Linked DNA regions of Mus musculus: region 1 is linked to region 2. The links are chromatin loops, found by intact Hi-C in ENCODE. Cell type or tissue: gastrocnemius. All regions are shown on one strand.

Region 1 (2,500 bases), 280 kb after region 2:
ATGACCCTGGTCCAGCCCTTGCCAGGGCGTCAAAAGTCAGTGGGCTCACGCGGGAAGTTGCACAGCCTTCTGGGAATTGTGGTTCGGGTTTCCTTCCTTTCTAGAAGCCAAAGGACAGTGCTTAGGGACGGCGCGCACAGCCTTGTGGGAGCAGGAGTTTGCAGTTTCCCATAGAGCCTCCGAGGTCAGAGTGCACGGCGCGCACGGGTTTGTGGGAGGTGTAGTTTAACTTGTTTCCATGGTGACTCAGGCCGCAGCTTTGTCAGACTGCTGACGACGCGCGCTGCCTTGTGGGAATCGACTCAGCCTCTGTTTCCCGTGGTGCCCCGGCTTGGCTTCCGGGGCGTATGGTCGGTGTGCGCGACCGTGGCCCGGTTGACTGAGCAGCCATGGACAGCGGCTTCGGCTCGGATTTTGGCGGCACGGGTGGCGGGAAGCTGGACCCGGGGGCCATTATGGAGCAGGTGAAAGTGCAGATCGCCGTGGCCAACGCGCAGGAGCTGCTCCAGGTGCGGGGCGCGCCGGGGTTGGTGGCGGGGTTCCCCGGGTGAGTCCCCGCTGAGACCTCGCGTGTGTCCACAGAGAATGACGGACAAGTGTTTCCGGAAGTGCATCGGGAAGCCCGGGGGCTCCTTGGATAACTCGGAGCAGGTGAGACATCTCGGGAACCCGGGGTGGTGAGGGGCGCGGGGTCAGGAGCGTCTAGGAGGTTGAGAGATGTGCGCGTGCGCGGCCTCTAGCCTTAGCTACTGAGGAAGTTGTGCGCGTGCGCGGGGTGAGGACCCGGCTTCTGTGCCTAGATCGGTGCAGCCTTCATGGGTGATCCTCGGGTCGTGTGACCGTCAGTCAGGGATCCCCCTCCACGCTTTGCAGAAATGCATCGCCATGTGCATGGACCGCTACATGGACGCCTGGAATACCGTGTCCCGCGCCTACAACTCTCGACTGCAGCGGGAACGAGCCAACATGTGACCGGGACCTGTGCCTCGGGACACCGTGCTTATGGTCTGAACTGTTTTCCCTGCCAGTTAGGGTGTCTCCTCCTAGCCGCCCTGAAGTCTGGCAGCATGGAGGGCTTGGGGATCGAGGCCTCTCCCCTGGGTTGCTGCGTCCAGCTCAATCTCAGAAGAGAGTGAGGACCCGACAGAGCACAGGGATCTGGCTGGCCCCACTGACCTGTGACCTCAGGAGAGCAGGCCAATAAATCGCTGCTGGGGCAGTAAAGCAGGCGTGTCACCTCACTGCTTCAGGTCCCTTCCCCTGAGTAGGCCCAGACCTCCCAGGGTATCTTTCCCCTTGGGGTCAGTGGGCTGCTGGCTCTCAGGGAATTCGGAGCATGATCTCAGGTGTTTGGTCATCCCGGGGAGACCAGCCGAGGTTAAGAAGCAAGGCTTCATGTAGCCTTCACCTATCATGCATGAGGCCCAGGGTGCTGACCTTAACTCTGAATAAACCAAGTGTGGTGCACACCTGTCTGCCCAGCACTTGAGGGTGGGTTAAGTGTGGAGGCAAGAGGATTGGTACATGAGATTTGGTCAATTTGGTCAGTCCCACCAAAACATAAGCACCAAAGGAGCCAAGTTGGAGACATGCCCTGCTCCTGGAGACTCGTGGCTTTGACAGAGGTTCTGAGCCAGTAGGAGAAAGGACTCTGTTTATTGGAACAATATACACAGTCACAGCTAGTTCCCATCGGACTCCCATGTTTGCCTGCTACCAACTCCTCAGCGTGGGGTGGGTGGCCCGTAGCTGTGTTTCTCAGTCCACGCCTGGGTTGCTAGCCACAGGGCAATCATTCCTGGATGTTCTGGCCTATCCATCCCAGCACAGCAGCCACTCGAGTGTAGACACCTGGGAAGTGGGGCCTGCCACAGCCGTAGCCCCAGCTGGTGACCCCAGTTAGCACCCATTGGCCAGATGGCTCCCTGCAGGCCAGGGGTCCCCCTGCATCACCCTAAAGGAGAGAGTGTCCTCAGACGAGCATCCCTCGGGAGCAGGCATGACTCCTGCAACTGCACTCACAAGGCCCCTGAGTGAGAGAGAGGCTGCCAAGAGCCTCACTTTTGCCCTGTGGGGAATGGGTTCAGTGCTAATGTGCTTCATTATTTGCACTGGCTATGCCTCTGCAGGGTCCTTGTCCCAAGGAACAACGTGTGTGTGTGTGTGCTGCGCATGTGCAGGCCAGAGCAGGGTGCTAAATGGTTATCTGTCGTTTTCCATTCCATTCCACTGACACGGGGCCTCTCTGTGAACCTGGAAGTAGGTGGTGGCCAGTTCCCCGCTAGTCCCCCTGTTGCTACCCGCACAGAATGGAGTTACAAGCGCACATAGTCTGTAAGCACCAGTTTTTATATGACTCCTGGGCATCTGTGCTCAGTCTTCCCGTTTGCACAGCAAGCATCGCATAAAACACATCAGTACAGATCTCCCTGTACCGAAACACATCAGTATATGTGTTGTTGGGGCGAGCTGGTCTCAAACTCCATAATTGCCCTGCCTG
Region 2 (2,500 bases):
TGCACAGAGCGCGGTCTTTGGGACTTAACACTTGAACTGCCGTGGGAGTGGCTGCGGCGCGGCCGGGGCGTGGCTAGCTCAGTCTCTGGACCCTGGGCCAAGATCCACGGATGGGTTTTTAAACATAGATTCCTCAGAACACAGTTGCTTACAACATGATTCTTGAAAACCTTGTAGGTCAATAGGAAAAAGACTTTGAAATTCGGACCGGTCAGTGGGTTGTGCCAAAGTTCAATTTCCTGGGTTTGAGACTGTTATGTAATTTGACACCTCTGGGAAAAGCTGGAGAAAGGGACCCTTGAGGCCACAGATTTATTTCTGCAAAACCTTGCTTGTATTTTTATTACACTTTTTCGTTTGTTTGTTTTGGAAACAAGGTCTTTGGATGCAGCCCAGGACCGCACCAAATCATGAAGATCTGCCTTAATCTACTGCGTCAGTGCTCGGACTAAAAGACTGTGCCAACACACCACGCTCTCATGAAACTTTTTTTGTCCGGAGACAGGATCTCGATAGAACAGGCTGGCCCTCAACTGGGTTGGCTGTAGAGGTTGTCCTTGAATTCCTGATCCTCCTGCGGGCAAAAATGCAACAATTATGATAAAACCAAAACAAAAGGCAGACAGTAGTGGTGCACGCCTTTAATCCCAGCATTTAGAAGGCAAAGACAGGAGATCTTTGTTCAAGGCTAACCTGGTCTACAGAGTGAGTTCCATGACAGACAAGGCTAAATCAAGAAACCCTATCTTAAAAACAAACAAAAAGGCGGGGCGTTGGTGGTGCATGCCTTTAATCCCAGCAGAGACAGAGGCAGGCCAATTTCTGAGTTCGAGGCCAGGCTGGTCTACAGAGTGAGTTCCAGGACAGCCAGGGCTACACAGAGAAACCCTGTCTCAAAAAAAAAAAAAAAAAAAAAAAAAAAAAAAAAAAAAACGAAACAAAACAAAAAAACAACAAAAAAGATAGATAGATCAGCACGTGGAGCTAGGCGGGTGGCAGCCAGCTGTCATTCCAGGACTTGGCAGATGGAGGCAGGGTCTGATCTCTGCAGGGAGATCAGGAATTCAAGGCCATCCTTCCTTAACTTACACAGTGAATTCTAATGACATCCTGGGCTACAGGAGACCTTGTTTCAAAAACAAAACATTGCCAAACCTGTCCTTTCTTGGATTTTGTCACTTGTCTCCTAAATTTTTGCACATTTAGACAAGGTTTCATTCAGTAGCCCATAACTCGTAGCCTTGGCTCCAGCCACTATCTGAACAAAGCAAAGAGAAAGTGTGTTTTTCAAGAGAGCCCTCGATGCTGACAGTGCCGCGTGTGTCCAGCAGGAGGCATCGCAGGACCGTGAGCATGGCTGTCCCCGCCTGACCCTGGGTGCGCAGCCTTCTGCACACAATAGATGCTCATTGTTTCTGCGTTCAACTCGTGCAGACGACCCCACCCCACCCCCCGCCCCAGAAACCTTGTTACGAGCTTCCTCCGTTAAAGCGAGGGACACATTTTACCCTTCCAGGCTGGGAGGGACAGGAGGGGAGGTGTCCCAGCCTAAAATAAGTATAAATTAAGCAATGCGGTTTGCGAATCTTGGCTCTAAAGTTAACCGGCATCTGCCTCTACCGCTGAGAGGACGCCGAGGCCAGTGACAAGAATCGTGTCTATTTATTGGCAGGGGCGCAGAGCCACCCAAGGAGTGGCAGTCTCAAGAACTAAGGACCACCTACACCTGGGTACGTGACTGCATTCCAGTCAGGGTTTCCCCGGCCAGCGCATGCGCCCTATGGTCGGGAATTTTGCATCCCGATGGTTGGAAGGATCCATTTTCTTGAAGAGCAGATTGTTCCCTGAAGTGAGTGTCAGAGACTCTTAACAGCTCATTCTAGGGAGAATGGGGTCTTTGCAACCAGACAGGGCAAATGTTATCAGAGATTCAGTCTGCTGGGGCTGGGGCCAGGATATAGAGCATTTTCCTAGCAGAGGAGAAGCCCTGATTTCCACCCCACAGCCACATAAACTAGCGTTGGCAGTGCATGCCTCTTATCCCACCAGCGGGAGACTGGAGGAACAGAAGCACAAGATTATCCTCAGCTACATGAGTTCAAGGCCAGCCTGGGCTACACAGAGAATTTGTTTCAAAGACTAAAGAGGAGGTTGAAAAGCCAGGCAGTGGCAGGCACATGCCTTCAGTCTCAGAAAAATAAATGAATAAATAAAGGGGACTGGGGATGGAGGTGGCTAGACTAGCCTGTTATTCCAAAGTGTTCAGAGATAAACAACTGTGGGAAATTCATAGTCAACCCTGACTTCCCAGAAGGTCTCTCAAACTGAAAACTGAGTTCCCTGGGGGAAAGTGTGTGCTTTGCAAGCCTGACACCCTCAGAGTGACCAAAGCCATGGTGGAAAGACAGCACCACTCCAGGAACTTCTCTAACCCACATGTGTGTGTGTGGGGGGGGGGGGCACAGACATCATGCACACATTAATAATAAAGAAAACATTC

What was found. Peaks named below come from ENCODE experiments on the same cell type or tissue, not always from the same donor. Only the 100,000 strongest peaks of a DNase experiment are listed, where the experiment ranks them.
Region 1: it touches region 2 in a loop (2.9-fold over the local background); 1 of 42 quality-filtered maps calls a loop at or near these places.

The regions. Positions count from the first base shown.
Region 1 is chr10:80,898,633-80,901,132 of GRCm38, reverse strand. It overlaps Tmprss9 (transmembrane protease, serine 9), which reads right to left. Exons shown (of 18, transcript NM_001081688.2): 18 at 1,639-1,954. The coding sequence ends at 1,793. Timm13 (translocase of inner mitochondrial membrane 13) reads left to right here and starts at 164. Exons shown (of 3, transcript NM_013895.4): 1 at 164-509; 2 at 583-651; 3 at 874-1,683. The coding sequence starts at 390. The coding sequence ends at 972. In gastrocnemius, no CTCF peak of the experiment used is centred here; DNase peaks (open chromatin) are centred at 198, 693 and 1,152; H3K4me3 peaks cover 1,890 bases; H3K27ac peaks cover 1,285 bases.
Region 2 is chr10:81,174,027-81,176,526 of GRCm38, reverse strand. No RefSeq gene overlaps it. Among named protein-coding and RNA genes, the nearest start is that of Eef2, 1.4 kb to the left of the region's middle. In gastrocnemius, a CTCF peak has its summit at 1,313 (motif pointing right); DNase peaks (open chromatin) are centred at 1,026, 1,348 and 1,716; H3K4me3 peaks cover 2,139 bases; H3K27ac peaks cover 2,500 bases.